7 separate regions of the Homo sapiens genome follow, and regions 1, 2, 3, 5, 6 and 7 are each linked to region 4. The links are chromatin loops, found by intact Hi-C in ENCODE. Cell type or tissue: PC-3. All regions are shown on one strand.

Region 1 (4,000 bases), 1.0 Mb before region 4:
AAGAACTGTTTTTAATTCCTTTGGATACATACTCAGCAGTGAGGTGGGATTGCTGGATCATATTGTAGCTCTATTTTTAATTTTTTGAGGAACCTGTATACTCTTTTTTATAATAGCTATAGCAATTTAGAATCCTATCAACAGTATAAGGGTTTCTTTTCTCCACATTCTTGCCAACACTTGTCATTTGGCTTTTTGATAATAGCCATCCTAAGAAGTGTGAGGTGATGCCTCATTGTGGTTTTGATTTGCATTTTCCTGATGATTAATGATGTTGAGCACAGCACTTTTTCATACATTATAAAGCTACAGTAATCAAAACTGTATGTTACTGTCACAAAAACCAACACATAAACCAACAGAATAGAATGGAGAGTTCAGAAATAAAGCCATGCATGGGTACAAAAGTACTAAGGATACACAAGGGGAAAGCATAGTCTCTTCAGTAAATGGTGCTTGGAAAACCAGATAACCATATGCAAGAGAATAAAATTGGATTCTTATCTTACACAATACACAAAGTTCAACTCAAAATAGCCTTATACATACATAATATCTGAAGTCGTAAATATCCTAGAGGAAAACACAAGAAAAGCTTCATGACATTAGTCTTGACAATGATTTTATGAATATGACCCTCAAAGCATAGGTAATGAAAAACAAATATAAACAAGTGGGTCTACATCAAACTACAAAGTGTTTGCACAGCACAGGAAACAAACAACAAAATGAAAAGGCAACCTACAGGATGGAAGAAAATATTTACAAACCATATATACAATACATGACTAATAGCCGAAATACGTAAGGAAGTCACGAAAATCAATAGAAAAACATGCGAACAAACACAAGCACCTAAATAAAAATGTGGGTGAAGGGCCTGAATAAACCTTTTTTTAAAGGTCACATGCAAATGACCAACAGATATCTGAAAAAGTGCTCAAAACCAAAGCTCTGTTTTGTCCAGTATCCCCACTCCTATCACAGAGAAATTTGTCACCTTACCTGACAAAAAAAATGAGATCATTTCATCAGCCTCAAAATAAAGGACCCAAGAATATATTCCCAACCAATGTGGGAAATCCCTGCTGGTAGAAGACCATCCAGCAAGTGACGTCATCACCAGAAAGGCATTAAGGGACACAGTTTAAATGTTGCAAAGGATTTTAAAAGAATCAGGAGTGAGATAACACTCAGAAATAATTTTTAGTTTTATTATGTAAGATAATATTACTTTGTCAATGTAAGAAAATATTTTTGTCTTTCAGAGTAGATGCTATATTTGGTTCTGCCTCCCACTCCCCCCACCACTATCCTACTTTATTTCACAGAGGAGTCATTTTGTGGCCTCACAAGAGAGTTGGCCAATTCTGCTGAAAGATTGGCATTGACATTTGCTTGTGGGAGTGCCTGAGGACAGAGAAACCTCCCAGCTTGCATGACTAGGTTGGATAACTTCTTCTTCCTGTTTGCCAATAAACATTATGTTTGGCAGAAAACGGTTAAAGATTTGCTCCTATTGCAGCAGGCTGCCTGTTAATGAGAGGGATGTAGTCTTCCCTTCCCATAGCTGGAGTCTTTTAACACATACTGAAAAAAGACTTCATAGCTTCTAAAGGATCAAATTGGCTTATGTCAGTTTATAACAATAGGATTTTATCATTGACTGGCCATACTGACCTAGTAGTAATAAGATACTTTTCTTCCCGAGCTGTCTCTGAAATAGTAGCTGCTTCATGAACATCTTGTCTGATGAATTATTTTCTTAAATGACTCTCTTTTCTCTCAAAATCTGAAGGTGTTCTAAAAATACTAGCAGTTTAATCCAAGGTCCATTTTGCAAGGACTCTCAGTCAGCATATTTTACAGAGAGAATGGCTGGTGGAGTCATTTTACTAGAAGACATGACATGGCTTGAATTCCCAAATCAGATCACTGCAGGCCAGGTAGCAGGTCTTCTCTTAGCACTTTTCTCTTCACCTTTCCATGCAGCAGAGGGCAGTAGTGAACTGTGCATTTTTCTATGCTTTATTTCCTTTTGAAACATAAGCCAAATACATACAAGAATAATAATACATTTAAAAAATAATATTTAAACTATTCCACATGTATAGTATTTTTGCTTCACTGAACAAACGAATTTACCTGGGCCACAATCCAATAGATAGTAGCTAATTTTAGACTTCAGACTTGTGCTTGTTTGGACAACTTAGAATTTGAGTATAATGTTATATTGCAACTAGTCGTTAACAAATCAGGTGTGAGAAGAAATTAGACATTTCAGTGTTTTCTGAGAAACACAATTTCCTTAAGGAAATGTTGTGGCATAAATGTATTTTAGCTATATTTTAGGCTTAAAACATTGTGTTCTTCAAGGAAAATATCAAATCTTTCACAAAATTCTATCTTCTTTAAAAGTCTTTTTAATAAATTAAATAAAAATGATGTTTATTGTCAAACAACTACATGTATGGAACTAAAAAATTAGAGTTATGCAGTAGGAAAAAAAGCCCTCTGACTCACTTTTTGGTACTCACTATTTCTGTTTACCTGGGCTAGTCAATTTTAGCTTTTTAAAAGTTTCTTATTTTCTGGTATTTACCTATGTATTTGAAAATATCATGTTTATCCTAATATTTCCTTATTTTTTGTCTTAAATGTCATCTGTTGTCTTCCTAGTAAATAAGATGAAAAGTTAGCTCTTTTATACTCCTCTCTAATATCTCCTCTCCATATTCTTCCAAAATATCATTTAAAATTATTCAATCTTGGACCTTGTGCTTCACTCGTAGTAGGCAATTATTAACTATATATCTACTTGCAGGATATTTGAACCACTGAAAGGGGTTTCCAATAAAGAAAAGGTTATTCACATATATTTTAAAACATATGGAATGCAGCTAAGGCTGTGTTTAAGGCAACCTACAGGATGGAAGGCAACCTACAGGATGGAAGGAAAATTTGGAACTCAATCTTTTTTATGTCAATTTTTCCAAAATTGATCTATGGCTTGAATACAATCTCAATCAAAATTCCATCTTTTTTTGAAAATTTGTGCACTTTCTATAATGCAGATCCAGTATACTTATGGTAATCTCAAAAGAGAACAAATGAAAGCTATACAGTACCAGATGTAAAGACCTGTTACAAAAGCACAGCAATTAAGACAATGTAAGATTAGTACAAGCACAATCATACCAATGAACTAAAATATAGAGCCCAGAGACAGTTCCATACATGATATATGAGATGATATGTGACAAAAGCATTGTCGCAGTTCTGCGAGTTAGAAAGATCTAGGTCAACTGGAAATCTATATGGGAAATATGTACTTTGACCTACGATATATGGGATAGGCAAAAATTAGGGGTATATCATATACCTAAATATAAAAAGAAAAACAATAATTCTTCCTGAAGAAAATAGGGGAAAATCTTTAAGACCTTTAAATAGTTGGTGTTTCATGAAGATCTTCTTAAACAAAGATTTCTCGAACAGTGTGAAAACTCACACCATACAAAAAAGATTATAAGTGAACTGCATTAAAATTAAGAATTTATTTTTATTCAAATACATTTTAACATTAAGTGTTAAAAAGCAAAGCATAGACTCATATTTGATAAATTGTATTCAGAATAAAGAGCTCCTACAAAACAATAATAATAAAAAGACTGACAATTGATTTTTTGTTTTTTGTTTTTTTGGTTTAGATGGAGTCTCACTCTGTCGCCAACCTGAGGCTCTCGGCTCACTGCCACCTCCACCTCCCGGGTTCAAGCGATTCTCCTGCTTCAGCCTCCCGAGTAGCTGGGACTACAGGCACGCACCACCACGCCCGGCTAATTTTTGTATTTTTAGTAGAGACGGGGTTTCACCATGTTGGCCAGGATGGTCTCCATCTCTTCACCTCGCTATCCACCCACCTTGGCCTCCCAAAGTGCTGGGATTACAGGTGTGAGCCACCGCGCCTCACCTGACAATTGATTTTTTTAGAAAACAG
Region 2 (4,000 bases), 1.2 Mb before region 4:
AAAATCTTGAAAAAACCCAAAACACAGTTGTAGGACATACAGTGCCTAATCCTAGGACTATAAAACTATAGTAATCTAGACTGTTTAAGAAAAGACTTATAGATCAAAGGGACAAAAATAGAGTTCAGAATTCAAACTTCACATATGTGTTCAATGACTTTTGACATAAATGTAAAAATAATACCATGGGGAAAGGAGAGTTTTTTTCAACAAAAATTGCTGCATCAGTTGTATATTTTTGTGTGAAATTTTTGAATCTCAAGCCTTATCTCACACTATACATCTAAATTAACTCAAGATAAATCGTAGTCCTAAACAGAAAATCCGAAGCTAAAAATATCATATCAGAAAAGATAGACACACAAATATTTGTGATCTTGGATTACAAAAATATTTCTGAGATAGGACACAAAGGAAAAAATAATAAATTTGACTTCATCAAAATTAAAAATTTGCTCTTAAAGAAACAATTAAGAAAATAGAAGGGAAAGCCATTGACTGGAAGAAAACTTTTGCAAAACGCATGTCTGATAAAGGATTTGTACTCAAAAACTCAATAGTAAGAAGATAATTGCAAAATAGGCAAAAGCTGTATCAATGTCAGGGAAGATGTAAGAACAGCAAATACGCAAGTGAAAAAATATTCAACATTATTAGTCATTAGAGTGATTAAAATCACCAGAGTTGAATAGATCAAGTATTTGCAAGAAGATGGGGCCATTGGAGCTCATCTTTGTTGGTGGGAATACAAAATAATACAATCAGTTTGGGAGTTTGTAATGATAAACATTGACTTTACCATCCAACCTAGCAACTCTCTGGCTGTTTATCCTAGCAACCCTTTTTCTAGGTATTTATCCCAGGGAAATGAAAACACGTGTCTGCACAAAGCCTTGTATGCATACTTACAGCAGCTTTATTCCCAGTAGCCAAAACCTAGAAGCAAGTCAAGTATCCATGAAATACTAATCCACAATAAAAACGAATGAACTGCTGCTATACAGAATAACATGGATGGATCTCAAAATTATTATGCTAAGTAACAGAATCCAGACACAGAAGACTACATCATGGTATGGTTTCCTTTACATAAAATTCTAAAATGAAAACCTATAGTGGCTAAAAGTTGATCAGTGGTCTTTAGGAGTTAGAGGTTACTAGGGTTTGGGAGTGGGGACAAGAGACGTATGAAAATGGGCACATAACACGTTAGGGTGATAGAAATATTCTGATTGTGACTATGGTTAACCAACTGTATACAGTTGTCAAACTTATAAAATTGTACCTTTAAAAATGATAAATTTTACTGCATGTAAATTATACATAAAAATCTAATTAATTTAAAAATAGCTAATAAAAAGTCTTTAATAATACTGTTGTAAGCCTATGTGGGACTCACTGCTACCTGTTGTATGAGTTACACAATTTTAACAATCTGCTCAGGTCACTGCTATTAGCTAGTAATTGTTATGTGCTTACTACATAGCAGGTACTGCTTTGAGTGATTTTACAGTTTTTGCTAATTTAATCTTACCAACAACCCTATGAAGGAAATAGTGTTATCTCTCTTTGACAGATAAGGAAAATGATTACAAAAATTTTAATTAACAGCTAGTAAGTGGAAAATGTATATTTTGAAAGAGGCATTAGAGACCAGATTCTTAACCACTATTATATATTGAGAGGTAAACATAGAAAATGTTACCTGTCAATATAATGCACTATGACTAATCTTAGGTGAAGGGTATATGCAAATAAGTTCACAAATTCAGGGAGGGGGAGGCTTGGCTTGGGAAGACCTTATTGGAAAAAGTAATTCTAGTTCTGAGTCTCACGAGATGGTAAGAATTTGAATTGTTAATTAGTGTTAAAAATGTGATGTCACTGAAAGTCACCTGACATTAGATAACACACTTTACTCCCCATCACACCAATTGTTTTATTCTTGGGCTCAATGATATAAATGATGTTAGTAATAAGGGATGAAGCACCATAGTCTCTTATAAGCAAAGGCTGTATCAATTTGTTAATTGTAATTTTGTGTGCTTTAAAATCAAAGATCATTCTTACATGAAGCTCTAAAATCTCTTATTAGATTCAACATTAAAAGCCATATTTAGAAAGAGTTTTTGAAAAATTGAAAGAAAACACTTCACACTTAAAAAAAAAAAAAGACTTAAAATGCAGTTCTCAATAATTCCAGCAGATGGCAATACAATCATTGTTAAAAAGTTAAGTTTTGCCATCAAAGTGGAAAAAAAGGGCAAATGAAAACAACCTATATCCTTTTTTATTTTGTTTTATTTTATTTTATTTCTTTTGATTTTTCTCCTCTGTGGTCAGCCCTTTTTGGTTGCTAAAACAATTCTATACCTAATGTTTTTAAAGCTACATAGCCTGCTAAGGACCTAATTATGACCTCCCTTAAATGCCAAGATAGAGATACTAATCTGTTTTTTTAGTATTTTTAAGTGTTAAGAACACTTAACATGAGTTTTACCCTTTTAACAAATTTTACAGTGTACTACACAGTATTGTTAACTAGAGGGATAATGTCGTAGACATATCTTTATTCTGTAGAGATAGATGGCTTTGAGTAAGGGATGACTTGGTCAAAATTGTTCGTTAGAAAAATAACTCTGACAGGGAAAGGACAAGTGGAAGGATGTAAAAGAGAGGAGTGTTTGTTAGAAAACAGGAAGAAGGCAAGGGGAAGATCCCGAAGAGTGGTAATGGGAAAACTATGGCTTAGATGAGGAAAATAACTGTAGACACAGAAGGGAAAGAACTGAGCAACTAATTGGATGTCAGACATTCAAAAGAACAAATAGCCAAAGATAACTCCAGTATTTTAATCTGGTTTAGGGGAAAGCTAACCAGAGTATAACAGGAGAAAGACTGAGCTTGGACCAAAGGGAGTATTTTCAGGTGCCCTTGTGCATCTACACAGATTTAACTTAGCAGTTGACAATTGGGTCTCCTGTTTAGATTAAGAAGTAAAATTTAAGAGAGACATAAACACAGAGTGGATATTTGTGGCCTTAGGAGTAGATAAGAAAGTCACAGAGAGATAAAGGCCAAAGTCCTAAGAAACGTCTAGATAACGCTTGCATTTAGGAGAAACCAATGATATGGTTAAGTTTAACAGAATTCTCAGGTGGCTGTAGTGTCTTAGGAGGCTGCAGAGAAGGATACGTGGAACAAGAGTAAGGAATATTTCAATAAGTTTGAGAAGATGATTGGAACAGAGGCCATTGGACTTTAAGAAAATTAATGGGGTAGAAAGCAGATTACCATGAGAAAGGAGTGGAGAGATTGTAAGAAAGTCTGAAATCTCTTTTTAAAAGTTTGATAGTCAAGGGAAGAGAAAGGAAGAAATCATTCCCTTCCAGTAGTTTGACTAGACAGCAGGAAAGGGGAAATCTTTTTTTTTTTTGAAACGGAGTCTTGCTCTGTCACCAGGCTGGAGTGCAGTGGCATGATCTCGGCTCATTGCAACCTCTGCCTCCCAGGTTAAAGCAATAACTCCTGCCTCAGCCTCCCCAGTAGCTGGGACTACAGGTGCGCCCCACCATGCCCAGCTAATTTTTGTATTTTTAGCAGAGACAGGGTTTCACTATGTTGGCCAGGAAGGTCTTGATTACTTGACCTTGTGATCCGCCTGCCTCGGCCTCCCAAAGCACTGGGATTACAGGCGTGAGCCACCGCACCCGGCCTGGAACGGGGAAATCTTTATACAACAGAGGGCCATGAGCATGATTGTGTCTGTGTGAAGGAGACATTTGAAATTATACTAAAGTTGTTTTCTTTTTTTTTTCTTAAATAACATGTAGATAATTTAATGAAATGGCATAGCTTCATTTAACAGAAGTTTTGTGGATTTAAGAAAAATTAGACATATAATTTTAAAGCATATTTTGCAACCTTTCTCATTATTCATTATTCATCCTGTGTCTGCTTGGCTCCTCTCTGCTGCTGATGTCTGAAGCTTTGGGACTAT
Region 3 (4,000 bases), 570 kb before region 4:
ATCTCCTACAAGATGGCCAACTAGACACAGCCAGGAAACACCTCTCCCCTGATAGACACAAAAATATCAAGTAAACTATTCCACTTTTAACCAATCTCAAAGAGAGGTGACACAGGCACTGGGGTTGAAGAGGGAGGAAGGTGGGAAGCCTGCGCGAAGTTGCTGAGTGCCGAGACTGGCTCCCAATCCTGAACATGTCCTAAGGGGCCGGTGAGTGAAGGAACTCTGGGGCACCACATATCCCACTGCAGACCTCTGGGATCCTTGCTGCAAGAGATTCCGTGATCCCCATAGACATTTGAACTGGCAGGGAGAACTACCCAGAGACTTGAACCTACACAGAGCCCCAAAGGTTTTTCCTGTGGGGCAGCTGCCCCAAACACATCCACAGGCACCCATACCCCAGGGCTCTCCACCTTGCTCTGAATAACTCTAGCCCCTGCTGACTGCCAGTCTGGGAGATAGCAGGGCTGCCTTTCCTGTGGAACTGGGGCACACCTGATCCATGCACCTCCTTGTCTGCCAGCCCCTCCCAAGGCTGCCTACCTGGCCACTCCTGCACAGCCTCCACTGCCCCACCAGTGTTTTACCAGTGGCCTAAGAGCAGTTGGCTGCCTTCCCCGCAGTAGGAGGCCAGAGGACAAAGCCGCAGGTCTCAATGCCCCTAAGGTTCAAGCACACCATCCAGGGGCATTGAGCTGAGATCTGTGGCCTGAGTTCAAGCAGGAAAGGAGCCTCCACTCTCAGAACAGAGAAGAGTAAGGTGCTGGTTCCAGTGCCAGTGCAGGAGCTAGGTGTCCCTCCCTCTGCAAGACCAGTCCAGGAAGCCTGTAGCCTGTTGACATACCACAGCTTTTGCCTCAGGGAGTCCCAAAGCCTGGAACTCCTGGAATAGTAGGGCAATCTAGGTTCAGAAGGCTTGGGACAAATCTAGCTCCTCAGGGCTACTCCTGGGGCAGAAATCAAAGGGAAACCCAGTCAGGGGAGCGTGACCTGGGCAGCCGCTACAGCCATTCGCTGGGCAAAAAAAAACCTGGGTCACGGTCATTATACCAGATGCGCATCCATGACACCAATGCCTGCCTAAGGGTCCTCTGCCCTTGACGCACTGCATCACCAGACCACCCACAGACATTCCCCACAACCTCCTCTGACTCTGACAAGCTCAGTGAACCAGTGGATCTCTGGGGAAGTGTGGGTCTCCTGGTGACCTAATCTTCAGCTCAGGCCACTCCTAAGGGAGGGGGAAATGCAGCCTACCACAGCACCCCTTGGGGTTGAGAAAAAACAAATGTAACACCAGTGATTGGAGGGACCACCCCCCCACCCCTAAGGCCAGGGAACAGATTTAGTAAGGAGGTCATCGCTCTCTCCCCCTTCCCCAGAGAACTGCTGTGAATGCACTGACATGCAAAAGAGGCACATAGGTGGGTAAAAGCCTCTTAAGCATCATCTACTGGATCGCAGCGTGAATTACACGAGCAAACAAAAATAAATTCCTTTAGCACACACAATGCCTGTGAAACCCAATGCAGGAAACTAGCCACTGCTAAGGAACCCATACAGAATCTTGGCCCTCTGAAAGCCCCCAGAAATGAAGCTAATAAACTATACACAATACACACCACTGTCAAACCCTCAGGGGGGAAAAGAATATATAAACAAAAGGCCATCCAAATGACAGCAACTTCAATTTTTTTTTAAATGAGCTCCCACAAATGAGAAGGAATCACTGCAAGAAGTCCAGCAACCCAAGAAGCAAGATTGTTTCCTTACCTCCAAAGGATGGCACTAGCTCCCCAGCAATGAATCCTAACCACATCGAAATGTCTGAAATGACAGACATAAAATTCAGAACCTGAATTGCAAGGAAGATCAAGATTCTAGAGAAAGTTGAAATCCAAACTAAGGAAGCCAGTAAAACAATCCAAGAGTTGAAATATGGCATAGCCATTTTAAGAAAGAACCAAACTGAATTTTTGGAACTGAAAAATTTACTACAAGAACCTGAACATACAATCGGAAGCCTTAAAAACAGACTAAACCAAGCTGAGGAAAAAATCCAGAGCTCAAAGACCAGTCCTTCAAATCAACCTGGTCAGATACAAATAGAAAAGATGTTTAAAATAAAAAAAATTTAATAATGAACACAGCCTTCAAGATATATGGGATTATGTAAAGAGACTAAACCTATGACTCATTGGCATTCCTGAGAGAGAGTAAGCAACTTGGAAAACATATTTGAGGATACAGTCCATGAAAATTTCCCCAAGCTCATTAGAGAAATCAACATGAAAATTCAAGAAATTCAGAGAATCCCTGCATAATACTATGCAAGATGACCATCACTAAGACACATGTCATGAGACTTTCCAACGTCAATGTGAAAGAAAAAATCTTAGAGCCAGCTAGAAAAAAGGGCCAGATCACATACAAAGGGAACCCCATCAGGCTAACAGCAGAATTCTCAGCAGAAATTACAAGCCAGGAGAGACTAGGGCCTATTTTCAGAATCCTTAAATAGAAGAAATTCAAAGCAAGAATTTCATATCCCACCAAACTAAGCTTCATAAGCAAAGGACAAATACATTCTTTTCCAGATAAGCAATCATTAAGGGAATTTGCAATCACTAGATCAGGTTTATAAGAGTTCCTTAAGGAAGTTATAAACATGGAAACAAAAGAATGATACCTGCTACCACAAAATACACATAGCCTACAGATCTTAGAAAGCGATTACACAATCAAGACTACAAAGCACCCAGCTAACAACATCATGACAGGATCAAAACTCACATATCAATATTAACCTCGAACGTAAACAGTCTAAATGCACTACTTGAAAAGCACAGAGTGGCACATTGGATAAAAAACTTGTAGCCTCTATCTCCCCAGTCTCACCTGGTGGTCTTCCCATCTCAGCCTCCCAAGTACCTGAGGACTACTCAAACCTTCTTCCTCTGGTTTTTTTCTAACCCCACTTTCAGTTTATTTCCACAGTATTTAGACTGACTTGCTGTTGGATGTGTCTCTCTCTTCAGGGGACACATCTCACATATAACAACACCCATAGGCTGAAGGTAAAGGGATGAATAAAGATCTATCACGAAAACCGAAGACAAAAAGAGAGAAGGGGTCACTATTCTTATATCACATAAAACAGACTTTAACAACAATAAAAAAGGACAAATAAGGGCATTACCTAATGATAAAAGTTTCAGTTTAACAAGAAGACCTCACTTCATAAATAGGCACCAAACATTAAAGCACCCCGATTTATATATATATATATATATAATATATATATTTATAATATATATTATATATATTTATAATATATATAATATATATATTTATAATATATATAATATATATATTTATAATATATATTATATATATATTTATAATATATATTATATATATATTTATAAAATACTTCTAGGCCTACAATAAAACTTAGACAATCACACAATAATGGGGGGCAGGACTTCAACACTCCCACTGATAGTGTTAGGCAGATCATTGAGGCAGAAAGCTAACAAAGAAATTCTGGACTAAAATTTAACACTGACCAATTAGAAATAATAGACATCTACAGAATATCCCACCCAAAAAACTACAGAATATACATGCTTGTCATCTGCACATGGAACATACTCTAAAGCTGACCACATGTCCAGCCATTAAACATGTCCAGCCATTAAACATGTCCCAGTAAATTCAAAAAAATTGAAATCATACTACGCATACTCTTGGACCACAGTGAAATAAAAATAGAGACCAATATTAAGAAGATCTATCAAAGCCACACAATTACATGAAAATTAAACTACTTGCTTCTGAATGACTTTTGAGTAAACAATGAAATTTATGCAGAAATCAAAAACTCTTTGATATTAATGAAAAGAGAGATACAGCATATCAAAATCTCTGGTATACAGCAAAAGTAGTATTAAGAGGAAAGTTTAGTGCTGAACACCTACATCAAGGAGTTAGAAAG
Region 4 (4,000 bases):
ATGGACTACAACAGGGCAGGATGAGATAATGCCCTATACTGAGGTAAAGAACAGCTGGTGATCAAGCTAAATAAGTTAGATAGCACACTCATTTACCAAATAGAAATGTCAATGTGTTTAGCTACTTTACTCCCAATTAGACTTCTAATTTACTGTGGCTTTAAATTTAATGAGCTATATAGTTAACAGCTTATTCACTTTATAAATATTTACTGGGCACCTACCCTGGGACAGGTAGAATTCTAGTAATAAGTACTAAGGATGCAGCACCCAACAAGATATAAAAGGTCCCTACTATTCTTCCAGATCTTACTTTCTAAAGTGTATGCATGTTAGAAGGGGACAGGGAAAGAAAGATAACAAACAGTTAAAATATAAGTGCCGTGATAAAAGACAAATGGAGGAATGTGATAGGGAGTGACCAAGTGGCTATTCGGAATGGGCGGTCAAGAAAGGTCTTCCTAGGAACGCATTCAAGCTGAGACCTGAGTGACAAAACGTGGTCAGACAACTGAAAATCTGGAGAAGGTCCATTCCAGGCAAAGGGAAGAACCTGGGGCAGGACCAAACCATGTTTTGTGGAAAGGAAATAAAACCAGAGGAAAGGAAGTCAGAGGTCAGGGAGGTGGGCCGAAGCCATGATCACAGAGAATACAATAAGCCATAGTTATGCATGTGGATTTAATTGTATGTGTGATGAAGAATCCACAGAGTTTTTATACAACAGTGAGACATGAATTATTGATTTACATTTTTAAAAGATCAGTCAGACCCAGAAGAATAGACAGTAAGGGTACAAAAATGTACACAGGAAGGCTAGATATGAGACAACCAAAGTAATTTAGGTATGAGATAACCCTAGATAAGGATAGAAGTGAAAACAGAAAGAGGAAAAAAGATTTACAACACACTGAAAATGTACAGTTGGCTCAACTTGGACTTGGTATGAGTGAAAAAAAGAAAGAAATCCAGGATAATTTGGGTTACCTGGAAAACAGAGCCTGAGGCCAAAGCTTACTGGCTAAATCTTTATTGAGTGGATAGGATCCCACGCAATCAAGAGTGAGGGAAAAACAGAAGTAAGCCATGAAGAAAGAAGAATAAATACAAGGTCTATGTTAAGCTGGCAACAGCTCCACAAACACAGATGATTGTTGATCTGGAGAGCAAAAGGAAAGGAGCAAGCAAAGATTAAAAAGGAGAGGACATGGAGACAAGGACAAGCATGATAGCATGGTGGTGTGGAAGATGAGAGAGCAGTGTATTTAGGAAGACTGTGGTCACCTGTGCTGAATGATGAGAAGCACAATAAATGACAACAGAGAAGTGATGACTGGATTTGACAACATGGAGGTCACTGATAACCTTTACAAAAGCAGTTTCAGTGGATTCATGGGGACAGAAATATGACTGGATGGTTCATCAAGAAATGGAGTTTGTAGTGCAGTGGGAGCAGAGAAATGGCAGAGCATTTGGAGAGAAGCTTTTTAAATGGATGTTATCAGGGTATGTTTGCATGCCAGCAAGAAGGACCGAGAGAAAAGAAGAAACAGATTATATAAAAATGAGAGGACAATTTCAGAACAACGTTCCTGAGAAGGCACAAGGGGATGGGGTCTAGAGTACAAGTGGAGTGGTGGGCCTTTGATAATTACAATGGAATGATGACAGATCATATAGGCACAAATACAGTAAGGTTGGAAGATGTGCTGGTGAGAAAATAAAGTCATTCTACACTGACTGTATCTATGTTTTTCCACAGAGCATGAGGCAAAACCACTGTCATTAAATATACTGATGTGAGTAATCTGCAGAATGTGGGTCACACAGCAAGATCACCCTCAAATTTACATTAGTAGGTATACTTTCCTAGACAAGAACAAAATGCATGGTAAATTCTAATTTATATTCCTGCTTCATACACATACAACTGATTCTAACAGAAAAATCAGACCAGTTAGCTAGACAGTCAAATATCACCATCTAGTGGCTGAAACTTTAAAAGCCAAGATGTCAAAGTTGGGACTAACACCGTGACTCTTGAGAAGGTATAACCTAGTTTGTAATAATTCTAGAAAAAGCCACTTGAACAAAATAATTTACAAAAATATATATTACTACTACAGGAAATATACCAAGAACATATAAAATCCTAAAATATTATATCTAAAGTACATTCACTTGGTGCTTATTAGGTGCTAGGTAGCATGCTTTTACATGGACTTTGCTCTTTAATCCTCCAAAATTCTATAAGATATGTATCACCATTTGACCTATGAGGTAGAAATTGACAAAAAATAACTACCCAAAGTTTATGCAGATAGAAATGATAAAGTTGGGATTTGAATGGAGGTAATCTGACTTCAAAATCTACACTCTTAACCACTATACTCACTATACCATCTCTATTAAGCACCAAAATTTCTTGGGGGTTGGGTAGAAGAGTAAACCAGATTTTTGTTAAAAAGAATCATGAATACTCTAAGGTAAGACTTCTGAATTTAAAAGCCACTCAAGGTTGAGCATGGTGGCTCAGGCCTGTAATCCCAGCACTTTGGGAGGCCAAGGCAGGAAGATCGCCTGAGCCCAGGAGTTCAAGATCAGCCTGGGCAACATGGCAAAACCCCATCTCTACTAAAAATACAAAAAATCAGCCAGGCATGGTGGCGCACACCTGTAGCCCCAGCTCCTCAGGAGGCTGAGGGACAAGAATCACTTGAACCTGGAAAGTGGAGATTGCAATGAGACAAGATCGTGCTACTGCACTCCAGCCGCCTGGGCAACAGAGTGAGGCTCCACCTCAAAAAAAAAAAAAAGACTGGGGACTTCTGCTACTATCCTACAGGTGATGCACAAGAGTTACTAAAGAAGGCTGACAGAGTGATAAAATAACCAAGACCCGAAAATACATAATATCCAGATTCAAAATTTTACTGAAATCTAAATTATCTGTCAATTAACTTGCAATATAACAGCAAATTCAGAACACAAAGACATCATGAACACATATAAAGATATATGAAACGAATATAGAATTATTTTACATTTGACAAGCACTCAAAACTTTGTTTTTTTAATCAAATTTACTGGTGTGTGATTTATATATCAAAAAACGTACCCACTTGAAGCATACTTTCTGATGAGTTTTGAGAAATGTATATACTCATGTAAATACAACCACAACCATCACAATAAAGAACATTTTTGTCAATCCAAAAAGTTTTCTGTGCCCCTTTCTCGGGAAATCTACCCCAACTGCTGACCCCAGACAACTACTGATTTTTTCTGTCACTATGGATTAATTTGTCTTTAGACAGATTTATAAAATTGGAATCAGACGGTATGTACTCTTCCTGACTTCTTTCCCTTAGCATGTTTCTGAGATGTCAATCATTTCTTTTTACTGCTCAAGAGAATACTATTGTATGGATATACCACAATTTATTCATTCATTCACCTGCTGATGAACATTTAGGTTGTCCCAGTTCATGGACACTATTAATAAAGCTGCTAGAGACATTGTTGGAACAGTCTTTGTGTGGATATAATGTTTTCATTTCTTCTGAATTAGTATCTAGGAATAAAACTGTGAGATTGTACAATAAAGTATATATTTAACTTTATGTGAAACAGGCCAGGCACAGTGGCTCATGCCTGTAATCCCAGCACTTTGGGAGGCCAAGGCAGGCAGATAACCTGAGGTCAGGAGTTTGAGATCAGGCTGGCCAAGACGGTGAAACCCTGTCTCTACTAAAAATTCAAAAATTAGCCAGGCATAGAGTGGTGCGCGCCTGTAATCCCAGCTAGTCGGGAGTGCTGAGGCAGGAGAATTGCTTGAACCCGGGAGGTGGAGGTTGCAGTGAGCTGAGATCATGCCACTGCAGTCCAGCCTGGGCAACAGAGCAAGACTCCATCTCAAAAATAAAATAAAATAAAATATAAAATAAAATACAATACAATACAATACAATACAATACAATACAATACAATACAATACAAT
Region 5 (4,000 bases), 1.1 Mb before region 4:
TCTTGTGATAGTGAGTGAGTTTTCACCACATCTGGTGGTTTAAAAGTGTGGCACTTCTCCCCTCACTCTCTCTCCTGCTGCCATGTAAGACATGCCTTGCTTCCCCTTCGCCTTCCGCCATGATTATAAATTTCCTGAGGCCTTCCCCGCTTTGTGGAACTGTGAGTAAATTAAACCTCTTTTCTTTATAAATTATCAAGTATCAGGTAGTTCTTTATAGCAGTGTGAAAATCACGAGTAGATGATGTTTGAGGGGAGAATTGAATGGCAAGAAATACCCCACCTAGAACTGTTAGTGCATAGACTCTGAGAAAAGTGGGTTGGAGGACTGAAAAATGAATCAGGGTGGCTGTGGAGCAGTGAGGGAGAGGAGAGTGGTAGGCAGGAAGTCAGAAATGTAGAGGAGAGACAGAATATATAGAAACTTGAAGCCCATGGAAAGAAATCTGAACTTTATTTTAAGAACAATGATAGCTTTTAGAGCACTTTTAGTAGATAACTAATACTTGACATTATAACAGATCATTCTGGTGGTCATGTGAAAAATGGAATATAAATGATGAGAATGCTTAAATGTAAAATTGGACATTTTGGAAGTACTTTATTAGAGTAAATTTTTGTTCATATTAGACAACCTAAAGGAAGACTGACTTATTAACAAAGCAGCAATTTCTCATGTTAATTTACTTTAAAAACAAATAAACTAATGAAATAAAATGAAATAAAGTAATGAAGTAATGAAAGTTAATTTACTGTAAATACAAAATAAATAAAGTAATGAATAAGTAAAGTAATTTTAGGTTAATATTTATTAACCTAAAAATTAAAACGTGTTAGAAAGTTCAGGCCACTTTAGACTCATTATTTCTGGCTCAGGAGGGCCTACAACAAGATTGTATTCAAAATCAAAGATGGCTCAAAATGCTTTGGCAAACTTGATTAACACAATAAAAAAGGCAAAGGACATGTATCAGTGTTCCAAGAAAATGAAGATATTTTCTGTAATAAATAAGGTACAATTAAATATAATAGTAATAAAAATAAGAGAAATGGTTTTGATGTATGTTTCCTTTTCAAAAGAAGAGATTTATGATAGAAAACTAAGCAAATGATAAATTTCCCTGTTTAAGAAAGAGGTGTCTACCTTGCCCCATTTGACAAATGACCAGGTGGTATAAAGGAGAGAGACTCCCTAAAACACTGTCCACATTCACAAGGTAGAATAGGAGAGACTGAAGGGAAAACGTAAAACTTACTGAATTTCAGGTTTTTTCAGGCTACATGTCATGCCTGAAAAATTTTTGCCAGCTTAATCACACTGAACTTCAATTGTATAAATTGGAAATAATACTGCCTTCCTGAACATAATTATAGAACTCTTCTGTGTACCAGATGAGGTAATGGTGTTCTAAAATTCACGTAGCTTTAGAAAATGTAGTATATCATTACTATTACACAGTTGATTATCTTCTTGGAAGGAAAGATCCACAACGACATGAAATTTGTTTTATGACATGTCAAAACATTTTAAAATATAGCATTAAAAAAGTACTGCCTGGAGAATAGGAGATAAAAATGATAACAGCTTATATAAATCAAGCATTTTCTTTATGCCAGGCACTAGGTTAAATAGTTTTCATGATTATATAATCACGTCCTCACAATATGGGCTATTATTGTTCTTCATTAGGAGGAAATTGCAGCTTAGAGAAGTTATGCAACTTGCCTAGGGTAAAAGTAAGTGTTGGTAATACATGGTGGCTCTTGAATTTAAGCCAAGGTTAGTTTGACTCCAGAACTTGAGCCCTTCTACTATACTGTCCTACTACTTCTCCAATTTCAAATCTGAAATTTGATTAAACTAATTGTATAAAAATCATGGAACTGGCCATTGGTGTCGCTTTGAAAAAGAATTGTTAGCTCCATATAACAAAAAATTAAGAAATGTTATTGCCTATCACAACAGTGCCTCAAATCTGACTCAGATATGTATAAGCACATTCTTTCTGGGTGTAGGGGAGGCAAGGACATAGATTGAGCCTCATGGCTACATGTAGATTTTTGTCAAGGGCCTTGCTTTGGTTGGAAGTTGTTGGTTCTCAGGCTTGTTATATTATTACAAATAATTCATTCAATAACTGACTAAAAGCAAGCCTTGCCTTAAATGCAGCAGCAATGACTATGTCACGAACCACTGATTATGACTAATCTAAAATCCAATTCTTTGTACTTAATGCCAGCAAAATAAAGAAAATAAAAGAGAAAATTAAATCTGAGAGTTCCCAGTTCAAGAACTTTTAAAAACACCCTTCTAGAAGCATCTGAGGAGATGACATTCTTTTTCCCCAGTGTGTGGCACTCTTCTTCCAGTTAAGCCACCTGACCCACTGCCCTTCTCCAAGTTCCTGTGTTACTTCTCAGTCTCACCTGATGACTCATCTTGACCGGAGTCTTTTTTTTTTTTTAAATGGAACCTTGCCCCGTCACCCAAGCTGGAGCACAATGGCACGATCTTGGCTCATTGCAACCTCAGCCTCCCGGGTTCAATCGATTCTCTTGCCTCAGCCTCCTGAGTAGCTGGGATTATAGGTGCCGCCACCACTCCTGGCTAATTTTTTGTAACTTTAGTAGAGATAGGGTTTAACCACGTTGGCTAGGCTGGTCTTGAACTCCTGACCTCATGATCCGCCCACCTCAGTCTCCCAAAGTGCTGGGATTACAGGTGTGAGCCACCACGCCCGGCCTAGTCTTTTTGTGAGAGGTCAGTGGTGAAGTTTCTTTCTAAAATAGAAAATGTCTAGCACATTATTTTATTAAAAAACTTTGAAGAGAATTTAGGTAACTGGATTTGTGAGGAAGTTTTGAATGATCAAGTTTTTTTTTTTTTTTTTTTTTTTTTGAGACAGAGTCTCGCTGTGTGTCACCCAGGCTGGCATACAGTGGCACGATCTTGGCTCACTGCAACCTCTGCCTCCTGGGTTCAAGTGATTCTCCTGCCTCAGCCTCCTGAGTAGCTGGGATTACAGGTATGCGCCACCATGCCCGGCTAATTTTTTGAATTTTTAGTAGAGACAGCATTTCGCCATGTTGCCCAGGCTGGTCTTGAACTACTGAGCTCAGGCAATCTACTCGCTTCGGCTTCCCAAAGTGCTGGGATTATAGGCGTGAGCCACTGCGCCCGGCCTGAATGATCAGGTTTTAAACATAGAGAGAAAACTAAGTAAAGGGGAGACACAATGGCCATGGATCAACCCTCTTGGCGGAAGTAGGACGAAAGCTCCTATACTAATTGACTAAATGTAGGGTATGGTTGCTGGCATGTGGCCCTTCCTCCTAACCGGCAGTCAGCAAACCTGAACTTTTGTTTTCACCTTTCTTTGAACTAACTCTGTGAGTTAGAAAATGATAAACAATCTGAGTTTAGGTTTTCCTTATCTTTAAAATCAAGAAGTTTGAGCAGATGATAGCTTAGCTTCTTTTTTTCACAGAGGAGAGAGAGAGAGAGAGATTCTTAAACTACTTTAGAATATTGAATTATGGGCTGATTTTATATAAAACTATTTTCACTTTGCATATTGTTGAATATGGTACATACATATTCATATGTATACATATTGTTGAATATGTATGTGTCATATTCAACAATATGATTTGGGTGAATACTGAACACCCATAAGATGTATGACTGAATCTCACATGAAGACAGACTTTCTGCTTTGAGGGTTTATACTACAAAAGTCCTCCCTAAATAAGTTGCTGTATACGTGAATCAAATGCACATTCACAAATATCTTTTGTTCAACTGGGTTCCCTAGGCTCTCTGAATATGCCTCATCCCTGTCCTTTTCTGTTTCTGTTTTCACTCACTTCACTCCTTTCTAACTCCCCTTTACACCTCCTTAGAATATTGCAAATGTGAGTCCTTGTTCACTCAACTTGCTTGAAGCAAGATGACTGAACATAAACTGTAGTCAGTTGGCTTTATTCTTTATTCTCATTC
Region 6 (4,000 bases), 140 kb after region 4:
GGGTGAGTGGTACGGTGGGAAAAATGGTTATGGCAGAGTGGAAATCTGAATGAGTCAGGGTGGGGAATGAGTCAGGGCAGAGCAGGTAATCAGAGTGAGTCAGGGTGGAGCAGGTAATCAGAATGAGTCATGGTGGAGCAGGTAATCAGAATGAATCAGGATGGAGCAGGTAATCGAAAAAGATTGCTTTACGAGGAAATTAAGTTTAAAAGTAGAAGGCAAAGAATTGAACATACTGACATACTGATTCTTTGAAGAGAAATTCAGAACTCATATCTAACAACTCTCAGGCTACATCCCAGATTATGATTTAAATAATAATCTCAACGTGAATGATACCTGGAGGTTACTTGTTCACCTAAAGTTTGAGAAGCACTGGCATGTAGTCAGTAACTATTAGCCCTAATCTGTGCCTCTCTGTAATGCAACTCTAATGTACCTTATTTACCTAATTTCTTTCTTTCTTTTTTTTTTTTTAGACGGAGTCTCGCACTGTTGCCCGGGCTCTAGTGCAGTGGCGTGATCTTGGCTCACTGCGATCTCTGCCTTCCGGGTTGAGGCCATTCTTGTGCCTCAGCCTCCCGAGTAGCTGGGACTACAGGCACTTGCCACCACGTCCAGCTAATTTTTTGTATTTTTTAGTAGAGACGGGGTTTCACATGTTAGCCAGGATGGTCTCAATCTCGTGACCTCGTGATCCGCCCGCCTCGTCCTCCCAAAGTGCTGGGATTACAGGTGTGAGCCACAGCGCCCTGCCTATTTACCTAATTTCTAGAGAAGTCAAATTATTCATTGATGGCCTTCCAAACACACCCAGAGCTGTACCACTCCTACCTCTGAAATACCTTTTCTCTTCTCCTTCAAATATCAAATTATTTCCTTTTATTTTAGGTGAAGACTTTTCAGAGCATCATACTCGCTGGAGACCTTTTTTTCTCTTCACTGCCTTGCACTGTTACCTGCTTAGGTAATTCTTTCCCCACCCCTTGAGGAGGGAGGACATTCTCCTGTGTGTCTTATTACCCTTTTTCAAGATGTAGGCCTTTAACATAATAGGTTTTTATTATATATGTATGAGGCTTCTATTTCATTGTTTCCTAAACAATATTATTCTAAGTCTTGGAGTAGTTCCCTACAGAACTGCATAAAATAATATTGATTGGGCCGGGTGCGGTAGCTAATGCCTGTAATCCTAGCACTTTGGGAGGCTGAGGCAGGTGGATTACTTGAGGTAAGGAGTTGAGACCAGCCTGGCCAACATGGTGAAAACCCCGTCTCTACTAAATATACAAAAATTAGCCGGGTGTGGTGGCGCATGCCTGTAATCCCAGCTACTTGGGAGGCTGAGGCAGGAGAATCGCTTGAACCCGGGAGGTGGAGTTTGCAGTGAGCCAAGATTGTGCCACTGTACTGCAGCATGGGCAACAGAGGGAGACTCCATCTCAAAAAAAAATTGATTGAATGCTTGTTACATTCTTATGTTCCAGTGTGCTGCGTACATTTAAATAATTTATCTCGTTTAGTCTTCACAGTGGTCTTGTGGGTGGACATTGCCATATGATTTCACCTACAAGGAAACGTAGACTTCAAGATTAAGGGACTTGCCCAAGGAGCTGAAATTTGTAGCGAGTTCTCTAATTCCCTACCTGAGCACATTCCATCCCCTCACGGTTCCTCTTTCTGTAAGTGTGTGGAGGTTTCCTCCTCTTGTTCCTTAGTGCTTTGCATTTTATGATCGTGCATCACTTTAAGAAAAGAGAAAATAAAAATGGGAACAATCTATATATTTTCAGATAATCTGGGTCCAAAATTTAGGAAAACATTATTATACTGCCACCTTCTGGATCTTTTGAATACTTACACATTAATAACGGATATCTGAAACCAGGTCTGTCCAACTCTTTCAAATCTCGTGGTGACATATTACATTTTGTTTATAATTATTTTTCTTTAAAGACAGAGACAGTAAAAACATTTCTTTAGTGAATTGAGAGAGTTCTTCTCAACTTAATACATATCAAATATGGAGGATAAAATTAAATGTATTCAGAGGTTGGTTATTATTTTTGTTTGTAGAGGATGGAGAAAAACGTGTACAGTTAAACTTTACTAGTAATTCAACAGCCACTTTTTTTTTTTCGGAGACCAGAGTTTTATTATTACTCAAACCAGTCTCCCTGAGCATTCAGTGAGCAGAGTTTATTTATTTTTATTTTTATTTTATTTTTGAGACCGAGTCTTGCTCTATCGCTCAGGCTGGAGTGCAGTAGTGCTATCTCGGCTCACTGCAACCTTTGCCTCCCATGTTCAAGCGATTCTCTGCCTCAGCCTCCTGAGTAGCTGGGCTTACAGGCGCCCACCACCACTCCCAGCTAATTTTTGTATTTTTAGTAGAGACCGGGTTTCACCGTGTTGGCCAGGCTGGTCTAGAACTTCTGACCTCAAGTAATCTGCCCGTCTTGGTCTCCCAAAGTGCTGGGATTACTGGTGTGAGCCACCGCACCTGGCCCGGAGCAGAGTTTTTAAGGATAACTTGGTGAGTGCGGGGAAGCCAGTGAGCCAGGAGTGCTCATTGGTCAGAGGTGAAATCATAGGGAGTGGAAGTTGTCTTCTTGGGCTGAATCAGTTCCTGGTTGGGGGCCACAAGATCAGTTGAGCCAGTTTATTGATCTGGGTGGTGCCAGCTGATCCATCAAGTGCAGGGTCTGCAAAATATCTCAAGCACTGATCTTAGGAACAGTTTAGAGAGGGTCAGAATCTTGTAGCCTCCAGCTGCATGACTCCTAAACCATAATTTCTAATCTTGTGGCCAATGTTAGTCCTATAAAGGCAATCTAGTCCCCAGGCAAGAAGGAGATCTGCTTTGGGAAATGGCTGTTACCGTCTTTGCTTAAACTATAAACTACAAACTACAAAGTTTCCCCTAAAGTTAGTTCAGCCTATGCCAGGAATGAACAAGGACAGCTTGGAGGTTAGAAGCAAGATGGAGTTGGTTAAGTTAGATCTCTTTCACTGTCTCAGTCATAATTTTGCAAAGGAGGTTTCAATCCCTCCCTTTGGGTTTTATAACAACTTAATCTTCAGGTCAACAGCCACCTTTTGGCCGTTAGGTTCAACCTCTTCCAATTACAGTTTTTAAGATTAATGTTAATAAAGGTGTGGGTATAAAAGCACATTCACTGCATGTGAGGGTATAAATTATTATTGCCTTTGGGGAAAGCAATTATATTTTATTCATAAAAAATAAAAATAAAAGCCAGGCATGGTGGCTCACCCCTGTAATTCCAGCAGTTTGGGAGGCTGAGGCAGGTGGATCACTTGAGGTCAGGAGTTTGAGACCAGCCTGGCCAACATGGTGAAACCCCGTCTCTACTAAAAATACAAAAATTAACTGGGTTTGGTGGCTCATGCCTGCAGTCCTAGTTCCTTGGGAGGCTGTGGCAGGAGAATTGCTTGAACCCAGGAGGCAGAGGTTGCAGTGAGCTGAGATCATGCCACTGCACTCCAGCCTGGGCAACAGAGCAAGACTTCACCTCAAACAAACAAACAACAAACAAAACCATGGAACTTTTGACCAAGAAAATTTACTTTATGAATTCTACTTACGTATGTTCTTTTTAATGTCTGTAAAAATGTATATATGTAAAAGATGTACAATTTTACATTGTTTATAAAAGATTAGGAAAACCCAGAATACTTAAGAAAATGATGATACTATGCTTATGCAATGTCATTCTATGCAAGTGATGTGGTTTTGCTGTGTCCCCATCCAAATCTCAACTTGAATTATATCTCCCAGAATTCCCATGTGTTGTGGGATTGACCCAGGGGAGGTAATTGAATCATGGGGATTGGTCTTTCCTGTGCTATTCTCGTGATAGTGAATAAGTTTCACAAGATCTGATGGTTTTATCAGGGGTTTCTGCTTTTGCTTTTTCCTCATTTTCTCTTGTCGCCACCATGTAAGAAGTGCCTTTTACTTCCCACCATGTGGAACTAT
Region 7 (4,000 bases), 230 kb before region 4:
ATTACTGACTTCTCTTCATTCCCTGCCACTGCATAGGTCAAAAAAGGCAATTGGATAAGTAAGCAATTCGCAGATCCAAGTGGTTTCACATTACTGTTTAAAGCGCTCTCCCGACCACAGAGGCTACTTGTGATGTCTATGAATATAAAATATCTTCATAATGTGTTTTTTCAGAAATCAGCTGTTTACTGGTTCTGTAGTAGATTCTCTCCTGGGTATTTCCTTAGCATTTGGCTAGAACATTGGTGCAAAATTGATGTGGTATAATATTGTAAACTTTGGGCAATAGTGTAACCTCTCCCAACAATCCTTTTTTCTATCCAACATTAATTCTTATCATTCTATCCATCTTCATAGGAAATTTTTTAAGTAACAATGTTTTAGTCTTCTCTAAATTACAGCATATTTTTCCCTGCCCTCAAGAGTCCCCATCTTATAAATGTTTGCCTTTCGGTTAGTCCAGCCAAATTTTATTTTTTTGCCTGCCACCTGCATTCTAATAGTCCTTTTGCCTCTTATGCACCTACTCTTGACCATTCATTTCTCCTCTTATCTCTACAGTGTTCCAAGATAATTATGCAAAGTATATTCAGATCACTCCTTCAGCAGGCTACTGCATTCTTTCTTCAAATTGCTCAAAATACATTTCTCCCAAAAAGTATTTTCTTTACTTGTTGAGAATAACCAGGAATTGATTCATATTAGGCATTTTATTCATCTTTACTATGTAATCAGCAATAGAAATCTGATAGGCATGATCCCTGACTTCATCTTCTACGCAATATTCTATGTATATATACCAGCTTGCCTTTAGCCTTATTACTGAGTTTTAATTTTGATACTGTGATAGTTAACTACATGTGTCAACTTAACTGGGCCACAAGATGCCCTGATATTTTAAACAGTATTCTGGTTGTGTCTGTGAGCATGTTTCCAGATGAGATTAACATTTGAATCAGTAGATTCCCCTCCCCAATGTGGTCGGGTGTTATCCAAGCCTTTGAAAGGCTGAATAGACCAAAAAAAAAGAATAAATGAGAATTCACTGTCTCTGACTGTTTTAGAGCTGAACATTGACCCTCTCCTATACTCAGACTGGGACTTATGCCATCAATTCTTCTGGTTCTCAGGATTTGGACTGGAACTACACTACCAGCTCTCCTGGGTCTCCAATTTGCAGATGGCAGATATCATGGGACTTCTTAGCCTATGCCTTATAATAAATTGTGTGTGTGTGTGTGCGTGTGTGTGTGATACATATATATATATATATATATATATATATATATATATATATATATATATATATATGAGGTATGTGTGTTTGTGTGTGTGTCCGTCCTATTGGTTCTGTTCCTCTGGAACAGATCAGACTATTAGAGATAGATTATGTGCCTTCACCTACTCACTGTTCCTGCTTTCCTTCCATGTGCTCACTGTTCCCTGTGAATGGCTCAGGATTTGCTATGGGAAGTAATTTTGCCTTCCTATGAAAAGTAGATAAAGATTCAGATCCACCCTTTCTAAGTTGTAAGTATTTTTACTTTACGTGAACTTCCTTTAATGATTTAAACAAGAAGTGGAAAGCTTAATGTATGCTCAACTTTTTAAAAACTTAACAGAAAAAAATTGGAACACTATTGACCAAAACTTTTAGCACTTTGGTTATCTAACGGTGTTTCCATTATGGGCGATGTTAATTTATTTATCTTTGCTTTTCTATATATTTCAAGATTAATCAAACAGTATATTAATACTAATTTCGAAAAGACCAAAATCATTAAAAAAACAGATCGTTTTGATTCATACTGTCCTCTAGTTGGTAATCCCCAACAAATCAGCACAAATATCACACCAAAATTAGAACAAAAATTTGTTAACAATAAAAAAGATAAAAACCCAGCAAATCTACACCAATTAAAAATAGATGATCACAAGGAAGAATAAACTAGTTTAAGATAAACCTACATAGGCTACTCACAGCACATTCCACCTTATATCATGAAACAGAAATCACCAAAAACCAAAAGATAAGATCTTTGCCGTTTCTCTCCATATGTCCTCAGATTCAAAGATCCAAGAAGTTACAACTGAAGAACAAGGTAGGGTTTCCTTTCTACCTTCTGTATTCTACTCTGTGAAGAAAGTAGTAACTATGCCCATTTACCATTTCCACCACCAGATGGTATAATCATCTACAAAAAAGAAAAAAAAACTCATTTAATTCAAAGAGTGAGAATTATATAAGGTACATTTTTCTCACCACAAAGCAGAATTACAATACTTTTTTTTTAAGTACTGTTTGGAAATTAGAAGAGGAAAATTACCTTTAAATAAACTTGGTTAGAATAAGAACCCGAAACTATAATTACAGATCATTTAGAAAACACCAAAAATAAGGATACAACATGTAAAAACTTAGTAAATATGGCCAAGCTGTATAATCAAAGAAATTTACTTTAAGTGATTTTATTATTAATTTCTAGAAATTAAAATAAATTAACAAAACAATTTGCTCTATAAATTAGAGTAAAACAGAACAAACTTCAGGAAAACAAGCAGAAATTGTTAATAAAGTAGAAATCAATAAATTAGGAAATACTGAAATAGAGGTAAATTCGAGTTTATAAACAAATTCAAAAGCTGTTTATTTAAAAAGAACAATAGAATAAACAATTTAGACAAATATAACTTAAGAAAGACATAAGAGAAAAAACACAGACCCCTCTGAAATTAGAAAAAAAGATCAAACTACAACAATGAAGATAATTTTTTTAATTTGAAAAAAAGTAGATCTATAATCATGGAATAAATTGGGGAAAATTGTCAAAGAAATTTTTCAAAGTTAGATAGACAAATAATTTCTGGTCTTTCAAGTAACAGATAATTACTTTGCTATTTACATTCTTAAAAAGTATAGAAAAAAGAGCCAGGCGCAGTGGCTCATGCCTGTAATCCTAGCACTTTGGAAGGCTGAGGCAGGCGGATCACGAGGTCAGGAAATCGAGAACATCCTGGCTAACACAGTGAAACCCCGTCTCTACTAAAAACACAAAAAAAATTAGCTGGGTATGGTGGCGGGCGCCTGTAGTCCCAGCTACTCAGGAGGCTGAGGCTGGAGAATGGTGTGAACCCGGGAGGCGGAGCTTGCAGTGAGCCAAGATCACGCCACTGCACTCCAACCACTGCACTCAAGCCTGGGCGACAGAGCTAGACTACGTCTCGAACAAAAAAACAAAAAAAAAGTATACAAAAAAGATGAAATGCCACTTATGCCATTTAATCTTACCAATTTACAATAATCTTTGAATAGAAATCTGATAAAGCAGATAGAAGAAATCTACAAACTTATCTAACTAATAAGTATTAAGTCATGGTCATGGTGTCTTTTTACTTTCTTTTTTAAAGAAAGAAAAAAGCCATGACCAACAATTAATTTCATACTTACAATCAAAAAACCAGAAGTGTTTCTATTGACAAATGTGCCTGAAGGCACAATTATTTATCACTGTTCTGAAAGTCTGAACAAAACCAATAAGGTAAAATAAATTATAAGTTTAAAAGAGGGGGAGACAGAATCATTATTATTTTCATTTAGTATGATTCTTTACCTACAAAACGTGAGAGAATCAACCAAAGACATTTTAAATAAGCTAGTTATCTGAAAATCCACAGGTTAAAATATATTGTTATCTAATAATCTTTTAACCATTGATCCAGTTTGGCTGCCTGGAAGCATTTTCTAAGATTGTACATTCTACTTTGGAGGGTAAGTTTTTCTCTATCAATGTAGTAAGTAAAACATATGACCTATTTTTTTCTACCCATGGAATGAAGTTGTACTTGGTAAGGCTATAGCTCTAATCCTTTTTTCTTCTTCTTCTTCATTTTCATACTCAGTGGAAGAACTCAGGATCCATTGTCAAAGTTTTCTTTGAGTCTGCTGAGAAAATCCCATCTTAAATTGCATTATATATTCAGCAGTTGTCATATATTCATT

The links. Hi-C counts contacts between places; a loop is a spot of excess contacts. Peaks named below come from ENCODE experiments on the same cell type or tissue, not always from the same donor. Only the 100,000 strongest peaks of a DNase experiment are listed, where the experiment ranks them.
Region 1: it touches region 4 in a loop (9-fold over the local background); 42 of 110 quality-filtered maps call a loop at or near these places.
Region 2: a loop joins it to region 4, with 6 times the contacts of the local background. A loop is called at or near these places in 50 of 110 quality-filtered maps.
Region 3: a loop joins it to region 4, with 6 times the contacts of the local background. A loop is called at or near these places in 14 of 110 quality-filtered maps.
Region 5: it touches region 4 in a loop (8-fold over the local background); 2 of 110 quality-filtered maps call a loop at or near these places.
Region 6: it touches region 4 in a loop (8-fold over the local background); 7 of 110 quality-filtered maps call a loop at or near these places.
Region 7: it touches region 4 in a loop (17-fold over the local background); 8 of 110 quality-filtered maps call a loop at or near these places.

What each region holds. Positions count from the first base shown.
Region 1 is chr5:39,712,294-39,716,293 of GRCh38, forward strand. No RefSeq gene overlaps it. Among named protein-coding and RNA genes, the nearest start is that of LINC02104, 190 kb to the left of the region's middle. In PC-3, a CTCF peak has its summit at 1,978 (motif pointing right); DNase peaks (open chromatin) are centred at 808, 1,428 and 1,968; H3K4me3 peaks cover 1,654 bases; H3K27ac peaks cover 2,203 bases.
Region 2 is chr5:39,576,872-39,580,871 of GRCh38, forward strand. No RefSeq gene overlaps it. Among named protein-coding and RNA genes, the nearest start is that of LINC02104, 58 kb to the left of the region's middle. In PC-3, a CTCF peak has its summit at 2,200 (motif pointing right); no DNase peak of the experiment used is centred here.
Region 3 is chr5:40,164,742-40,168,741 of GRCh38, forward strand. No RefSeq gene overlaps it. Among named protein-coding and RNA genes, the nearest start is that of LINC00604, 74 kb to the right of the region's middle. In PC-3, a CTCF peak has its summit at 1,794; a DNase peak (open chromatin) is centred at 1,790; H3K27ac peaks cover 444 bases.
Region 4 is chr5:40,734,498-40,738,497 of GRCh38, forward strand. All of the region lies in intron 2 of TTC33 (tetratricopeptide repeat domain 33), which reads right to left. It also overlaps a transcript of PTGER4 not described here. Among named protein-coding and RNA genes, the nearest start is that of TTC33, 19 kb to the right of the region's middle. In PC-3, a CTCF peak has its summit at 1,978 (motif pointing left); DNase peaks (open chromatin) are centred at 694 and 1,994; H3K27ac peaks cover 959 bases.
Region 5 is chr5:39,646,578-39,650,577 of GRCh38, forward strand. No RefSeq gene overlaps it. Among named protein-coding and RNA genes, the nearest start is that of LINC02104, 130 kb to the left of the region's middle. In PC-3, a CTCF peak has its summit at 2,337; a DNase peak (open chromatin) is centred at 2,404; H3K27ac peaks cover 2,102 bases.
Region 6 is chr5:40,877,750-40,881,749 of GRCh38, forward strand. No RefSeq gene overlaps it. Among named protein-coding and RNA genes, the nearest start is that of C7, 30 kb to the right of the region's middle. RefSeq lists an enhancer at 1-715. In PC-3, a CTCF peak has its summit at 1,832 (motif pointing left); no DNase peak of the experiment used is centred here; H3K27ac peaks cover 16 bases.
Region 7 is chr5:40,505,132-40,509,131 of GRCh38, forward strand. No RefSeq gene overlaps it. Among named protein-coding and RNA genes, the nearest start is that of PTGER4, 170 kb to the right of the region's middle. In PC-3, a CTCF peak has its summit at 2,167 (motif pointing right); no DNase peak of the experiment used is centred here.